Linked DNA regions of Homo sapiens: all the other regions are linked to region 1. Evidence: chromatin loops called from intact Hi-C (ENCODE). Cell type or tissue: PC-3. All regions are shown on one strand. Region 1 overlaps AMOTL1 (angiomotin like 1). Region 2 overlaps CWC15 (CWC15 spliceosome associated protein). Region 3 overlaps AMOTL1 (angiomotin like 1).

The links. Hi-C counts contacts between places; a loop is a spot of excess contacts. Peaks named below come from ENCODE experiments on the same cell type or tissue, not always from the same donor. Only the 100,000 strongest peaks of a DNase experiment are listed, where the experiment ranks them.
Region 2: a loop joins it to region 1, with 12 times the contacts of the local background. A loop is called at or near these places in 5 of 110 quality-filtered maps.
Region 3: it touches region 1 in a loop (4-fold over the local background); 16 of 110 quality-filtered maps call a loop at or near these places.

The regions. Positions count from the first base shown.
Region 1 is chr11:94,787,551-94,790,050 of GRCh38, reverse strand. All of the region lies in intron 1 of AMOTL1 (angiomotin like 1), which reads right to left. Among named protein-coding and RNA genes, the nearest start is that of AMOTL1, 20 kb to the right of the region's middle. RefSeq lists enhancers at 194-694, 695-1,195. In PC-3, no CTCF peak of the experiment used is centred here; a DNase peak (open chromatin) is centred at 1,430; H3K4me3 peaks cover 1,023 bases; H3K27ac peaks cover 2,500 bases.
Region 2 is chr11:94,967,544-94,970,043 of GRCh38, reverse strand. CWC15 (CWC15 spliceosome associated protein) reads left to right here. Exons shown (of 7, transcript NM_016403.4): 5 at 1-55. Among named protein-coding and RNA genes, the nearest start is that of CWC15, 4.8 kb to the left of the region's middle. In PC-3, CTCF peaks have their summits at 1,283 and 1,484 (motif pointing right); no DNase peak of the experiment used is centred here.
Region 3 is chr11:94,844,577-94,847,076 of GRCh38, reverse strand. All of the region lies in intron 6 of AMOTL1 (angiomotin like 1), which reads right to left. Among named protein-coding and RNA genes, the nearest start is that of AMOTL1, 77 kb to the right of the region's middle. In PC-3, no CTCF peak of the experiment used is centred here; a DNase peak (open chromatin) is centred at 1,276; H3K27ac peaks cover 346 bases.

The sequences.
Region 1 (2,500 bases):
ACTCTCCCCTATGCAGCAAATACTAGTGCTTTCAACTCTACAGGCCAGCGACCCATTCCTCAAAGAGACCACTAACTGCAGAACAACTCCCAGGTGTTATGTCACCAACGGGCAAAGCTTTCTGCCAGCTACATGTAATCCAAAACCTCCTAATGATTTAAAAACAATTTCACTGTCTAGATTACAATAACCTCCTATAACTTTATAACAGAGATTTTAACCACAGCAACAAACAATTCTGTGGCTTCTATCTTACCTTTCAAAGAGCTAAGGAATTTGCTGAGTGTGCCAGCAGCCTCAAAGTTAAATGTAAGCCATCAAGCCTTCTGATTCCGGCAGAACTCGAGGTTTTTCTAGGGAGCCGAATACTCCGCTCAAGGAGAAGGATACCCTGGAAACAATGTTTTCAAAAGGGCTGGAGAACCTATGACCAGTACCTGAAAAATAAGGGCCAGCCTGTTTAGGAGTCCTCATGTGAAACCAAGCCAGCTCATCTGGATTAGCTGATTCACAATCTTAAGGGCAGCACTGACAGGCAGCAGTGCCTCCTCCAAACACCTGCATGCAACACATGTTTTTAAAAAGGAAACAGTGCCGGGCACGGTGGCTCAAGCCTGTAATCCCAGCACTTCGGGAGGCCGAGGAGGGTGGATTACTTGAGGTCAGGAGTTCGAGACCAGCCTGGCCAACATGGTGAAACCCTGTCTCTACTAAAAATACAAAAATTAGCCAGGCATGGTGGCGGGCACCTGTAGTCTCAGCTACTCGGGAGGCTGAGGCAGGAGAATCACTTGAACCCAGGAGGCAAAGGTTGCAGTGAGCCAAGACTGCGCCACTGCACTCCAGCCTGGGTGACAGAGCTAGACTCTGTCTCAAAAAATAAAAATACAGAAATAAATAAAAAGGAAACAGTAAGCTCCACCACTAAACTAAAAGCACTCCCTGGAATATGCTTTCTCACTCTCTTTTCCCCCAAGCAACCATTACCTGAAACCCGAGGTTTGGAGTTGGGGGTTGAGGGGTGGGGTTTACAAGATTCCCAACCCCTACATGGCAGGTCTTTTGAATGGGCATCAAACTTGAATTCTAAACCCTGGACCAATCCATATGTTCCAGAAAACAAGTGAAATCAAGACCCCGACACCTATTTAACTTAGACTCTCTCTGAAAGTGGAATGTGTGTTGAATAACTTCAAACTTGTCTGAAGTTTAACTTTGTAATGCTTACTTAAAAATCTTTGAGATATTATCAATATAAACCAAAATGCAGAGCACATGCTTAACCTTTAAAGTAACAATTGAGTCCAAGAGATCACTGTGAGTGGAGCTATAAATAGCAAGAAATGAGTAAGACTGTCCTTGGCCCTTAGGATTTTACGATTTGGTTCCAGAGACCAACGTGCACACAACTACCCATTTTTATTGCAAAGTATGTTAAAGGAACATACTGCTTTGGAGTTCCATGAGTAATCATTACTACCTGTTGACTGACGGAAGGGACATAGAGCTTCAGTGACAAGGAGAAAGAGATATGTGGGCTGAAATTGAACCGGAGGGAAAATGAGGAGGATGTTAATCCACTGTGGGGTGTGGAGAAGGTGGTAGTGAGGGAAGATCGGCCCAACATGGGAAAAACAAAAGCATAGGACTGGGTTATGAAAGTGTTGTCTCTTTAAGGAATAGAGAGTTCAGCGTAGCTTAGTTATGGGTAAGGAGAAGGGGGTTAAAAGCATGAGTACATTATTTTCCTAACATGTTAGAGCTGGAAAATAAATTAGAGATTAGGTAGTTCAACTTCCAACTATTACCTACCATGTTCCCTTCCTGATAGTCACCTAAGTAAATCCTTTCAATGTTAGGGAACACTGAACTCACTGTCTAAGTCTAGGGGCAGGTTCTATCTACCTTCCATTACAGAAGCCAACCCTGTTCCAGCAGTTAGAACGACCTAGGCTCAGTCAACTGGATGTGCACTGAATCTTGAGGAAATGATGCAAGGACAAAAAGGTGTTGATAAACTACCTGCGATAGCACTATCCCCTGGAGTCCAGGAGCAGCAGCAGTCTCTATGGTGACCTCACCCTAACAAGACAAGTAGCGTATCTCTGGCTGGGTTCCCAGTGGCTATCTGCCTAGATTCCTGCCCATTTTCTGAGCCTTCCAATTAATTTGTGAGCTGCCCGATATATTTCCAATAAATTTCTCTTTTGCTTAAGTTACCCAACGTCACTTTGTGCTTCTTACAATCAAGAATCTCTGATAGACTTATTTTTTTAAGCAATTGTTCTGATTCTCATTCTAGTACAGCATTTTGTTTTGTATCTTTTTTTTTTTTTTTTTTTTTTTTTTTTTTTTTTTTTTTTGAGACGGAGTTTCGCTCTGTCGCCCAGGCTGGAGTGCAGTGGCGCGATCTCGACTCACTGCAAGCTCCGCCTCCCGGGTTCACGCCATTCTCCTGCCTCAGCCTCCCGTGTAGCTGGGACTACAGGCGCGCGCCACC
Region 2 (2,500 bases), 180 kb before region 1:
TCTTGCAGAACTGGAAAAAATTAAAAAAGAAAGAGCTGAAGAGCAGGCCAGGAAGGTAAAACCAAAGTATTAAATATTTACATCTATCTTCTCACATACACTAAGGTAGAAATTTTTTTGAATATAAGTAATATCTTCTTATATTAGAAATCTCCTTTACCGTGTCTAAATATTATAGCACTTGTAGATCTATAAATGATTATTTTTATGACATCCTAGGTATCCTGGTTATGTAAGAAATTCTTTCCAAATAGTTCAGATGCACTGAGTAATATTCACAGGCTTGCTAGTCATTTACTTGTTTATTCATTTGTTCAACATTTAGTCGATATCTGTTAATTGACAGGAGAATCAAAGATGATCAAGATATAGTTGTGGTCTACAAAGATTATCTCTCTGCTTGTCTACTGCCTAGGTACTATTAAGGCAATCAGTCAGTAGATATTATATAACCTAGGTCAAGCTACCTAACTTCTCTGAGCCCCCACAGTCTCTCTGTTTACACAATATGAGGAAAAAATATAAAACTCAAAGATAGTTAAAATTCTGAATAAATTACCCAGAGTGATAATAAGAGGTGAAACTGAGGAGGCAAGTGCAAGTCAGAGCATTAGAGGTTTGCAAAACAATACTGAAGGAGTCTAGATTTTTTCTAAAGGACATGAAGAGCTGGTTGATTTCAGCAGGAGATTGATAAAACTGGATACGCATTTTAGAAAGATTACTCTGGCAAAATATGGAGGATGGATTGGAAAAAAACTGAGTTAGGAGGCTGTTCCAGTAATCCTCCCAATTAAGAGACTCTTAGCTTGTATGATAGGAGTTGGAATTGAGGTAAGTAATTAGATGCTGATAAAGCTGATTATCAAGGAGGTCAAAGTGGGAAGGGGAGCAGGAAAAAATAAAAAAGGAGGTTGAGTTGACAGATAGTGACTGATTGATTGTAGCAGCAGAGAGGACCCTCACTTTCTAGGTAAATGTTGGTGCCATCAATACAGGGAATGCAAAAGAATTGCCATATTTAGGCAGAGAGAAGAGGTAGTTGATGAGTTCTGTTTTGAACATGTTAAATTTGACACATTGTGAGACATTCAGGTAGGGTTGTCTGCCCCTGTTTTCAACCAGAGCAGCACAGCTTTTTCATAGATTTCTGTGTAAAATTTTATTTGAGGCAAGAATTGTTCTGTTTTTAAAAAAGAAAGTAAGAAAATATACTGCATGGTCAATACCAGGAATCTAGGGAAGTAGACTTCATGTGAATCAGGAGGGCCAGGGAAGAATTCAGAAAACAGGTAGAATTTGGGATAGACTTTGAAGACTTAGAATTCAGATTGGAAGAAGAAAAGCATTTCAAAATACAATTCTCATCAAAGTTTTGTATAAGAGAGCATAATTCCTGTAATAGCTTATAGTTTTTACATCTAGTTTTTAAAAGTCAAAGAATTATAAAAACATTCCCAGTCCCACTTGCATACCACTAGAGGGCAATTGTTCCAAATTTTTTTAGCTTGCCTAATAGTTCTGGACACATAGAGATGAGCAATTTAAATGCTTTTGGTTGACCTTGAGGGAGGATAAACATTTTAGACAGAAGGCCTTGCAGTTTTGTGAGTTTCATCTAATATCTGTATTAAAATGTGTTGATATTTCTTGCGGTTGAATGATAGTTTCTTTTATCCCTGTTTCCCTTTCTATTGGCTGGTTTTTGCCATGTTCCAAATTTAAGATTTTCAAACCATTTAGCCCTTGTCAGGGGTCAGCACCCTTTCTGTAAAGGGCCAGGTAGTAAATATTTTAGGCTGGCTGGTCATGGAGCCTCTATCACACCTACTCACCTCCACTGTTATAACATAAAAACACCCACAGAGTACATAAGTGAACAAGTGTGGCAATGTTTCAATAAAATATTTACAAAAACAGTTAGTTAGGATTTGACCTACATGCCATCTGATGACTAGCCTATATTATGAAACATAGTATGCCTGCTGTTTGAATATAGAAAGAGTTTATGCCTTTTTTCCTAGTGCTCTGTGTGGCAATCATTCAGTAACCCCAAAGGAAATAATATTCCAAACATAAAATGTCCATAACCTTTATATGTCATACACATTATAAGTTTGGATATATGGTATACTTAAGCTCCTATTTTTCTAGTATTTCAGAGAAATATCTTTTCCCTTTAAGCATCGGTATAATTTGTTACAAATAAATATATAGCTTTTAGAAAGCCACCTGTTCTGTGATGTATAGTTCCTGATTTAAGTTCTGACCAGTGACATAAAGGAATTTTCCTATTTCCTTACAAGTTAGATCTTTTCACCTCCCATTTTGATTTTTATTTTTCTTCATAAAAATGAAATTCATTGTTTACATTTGAATATTGAAATGAAGTATCAGTAACCTGTATGAAAAATTAGATTATTAAAATAATAACTTTTTTTAAATGACTTCCACACCATCTGTTTTTCCTTGATCTATTAAGTCATCAATTTCTGTTATC
Region 3 (2,500 bases), 57 kb before region 1:
TTAGACTTCAAGCTCCAGCAGTACCATTTAGTATCACTCACACTGGTTCAGAACTGCTTGTCCACTGATAGGAAGTAGTGTTGTCAATTATAAAGTTTTAAAAACAATGCTCATGATAATAGTAGTAACAATATCTTCCCATGTTTGTTGAATAAGTATTGTGTTCCAGGAATGGTTACTTATAGTAGTCTCTTTATTCTAAGTTTACTGTATGAGGTAGGCACCATAATTCTTATTTTCCAGCTGAGGAAAATGCCACTAAAAAAAAGGGTAAGTAACTTGCCCACAGAGGTGATGATCATCAATGGCAGAAATAGAAGTTGCATTTATATCTAATGTGTGTTCCCAAACACAGCCCTGTACTGCCCCTCCTCTCCAAGCACACATAGGGATAGAAGAGCCCCATTATAACACAGTTTACTATTGCACAGATTTAAGTTATGTCACAGGTCATATATCTCTGAAAACATAGCAATTACATTCACATGTGTATCCATTTACAAATATTAACTAATGAAGCATCTACTACTCAGAGGCATCAGAGTACTGCCTGGGTTCACACCCAGCTCTTCCACTTATGGTTCTGTGACTGAGGTAGTAAACAAACCTCTCTGTGCTTCAGCTTCTCTGCCTTTAAAAGTAAGCATCACAATAGTACCTATTTCAAAAGGCATATAGTAAGTTCCCGATGAATGTCAACTTCGATAACACTGGTTATTATTGTTGTTACAGGAAGCATGATAAATTCTAGGGCTATGAGGTGAGTAGGATGTAGCATTCTGCACTTGATCTGGTGGGAAAAGACGTAAGGACATGGGCAAAGGCAATGTGACAAGGTGCTCTAACAGATGCATGCACAGGGTGCTATGAGAACACAGGAAGGACAGCTAATTCAGGGCAGGGAGTGAGGAAGATGGGGTATCAAGGCAGTGAGCCTACAAGGTGGGCTAGCTATGCTCCCCAACTCTTGGAGACATGGGGACCATGAAGTGTATCAGACTCACTCAAAGAAGTCATCCTTCGGGAGATAACAAGGGAGAGTCCCATGGTGAAACCACCTCATAAGAAGGCCCTTCAGTTTATTAGCTAAGCCTCTTAGGATGGATCTCAAGAAAGACAAGTCTCGTGATGAATTTTTGGTAGGGCTCCAATATATATACTGAGAATTCCTAGAACAGGCAAGTTGACACAAGGGAATTCTTGCCCAGAATGGTCTGTTTACTCAGTGGATATGAACTACCCTGAACTGTGTGGCGCAGGGAGCTGTTTAGCTTGATGGCTCTGGTCCCATTTACATAGAAGGATGTCTGCTCATACACTGTTTACTCTTGAAACCACAGTGATGGCACAGGCTGTGTGGCCAGGCCGACCTGGTTTGACTTTGGCACCTTCACATAGCAGCTCACCTTGGACACATGACTTTACCTCTCTGAGACTCCATCTCCTCAAATGAAGCTCACAAGATCTATTTTGCAGAACTGCGGGTGAGGATTAAAATAAGTACCCATAAAATGCCTACCACAGGACTTGGCACATAGTACTATACTTGATAAATAACAACAAGAGCTAACATATATTCCTGGGGACTTACCATGTCCCAGCTACTGTTCCAAGAGCTTTACAACATATAATCCTCACATAAGCCCCATTTGACGAATAGAAAACTGAAGCAAAACAAGCTATGACACTTGTACAATGTCGAATGGTGGTCCCATTTGTGTCTCCACCCGTACGTTAGTCTCCCTTGCTTGAGGAAAGAACACAAGTGGTAGAAAGTAGAAATAGGCCTAATAATTCAAAGATGTCCCCTTTCTGTCTTACCCTTCTCCTTTGTCAGTTCTGGGTAAGGTTCCAAGTGGACACCCTGCTGAAACTGTTTCTGTGATTACTATCTGAGCACTAAGCCTAACTGCCAGCTGATCCATGGGACAGACGACCCTGTTCTACCATCTTAGCCACTTCAGTTAAGAAACATTGAGGGTGGATGTGTGTATAAGGTCAGGGCTCTATGTGCTGTGCTACAGCTTCATATTCAGTGCTCCCACTTATGGCTGGGGCTTCTGAGGACAGCAAACCTGTAAGCCAGCACTTCCTACATAGGAATTAATTTCTAGGGCTTTCTGATATAACGGATTTTTGAGAAGTTTTTCCCTACCCCATGTAGCTGGAGAGATAGAGGAGTCCAGCTACTGCCTGCTTGATCAAGTAGTGTCTAAGTCACTGGAGTGCTTGGTAGGTAAAACATAGGTGTTTGCTATGGTTTGAATATGGTTCCCCAAATTTCATGTGTTAGAAACTTAATCCTCATTGTAACAGTATTAAGAGGTGGGGCCTTTAAGAGGTGATTAGGCCATGAGGGTTCAGCCCTCATGAATGAATTAATGCTGTTACTGTAGGAGTAGGTTGGTTATTGTGGGAATAGGCTACTGATTTAAAAAATGAGTTCTGCTTGATTCTGTCTCATGGGATCACTTCTGCCTTCTGCCCTTTGGCCATGCAA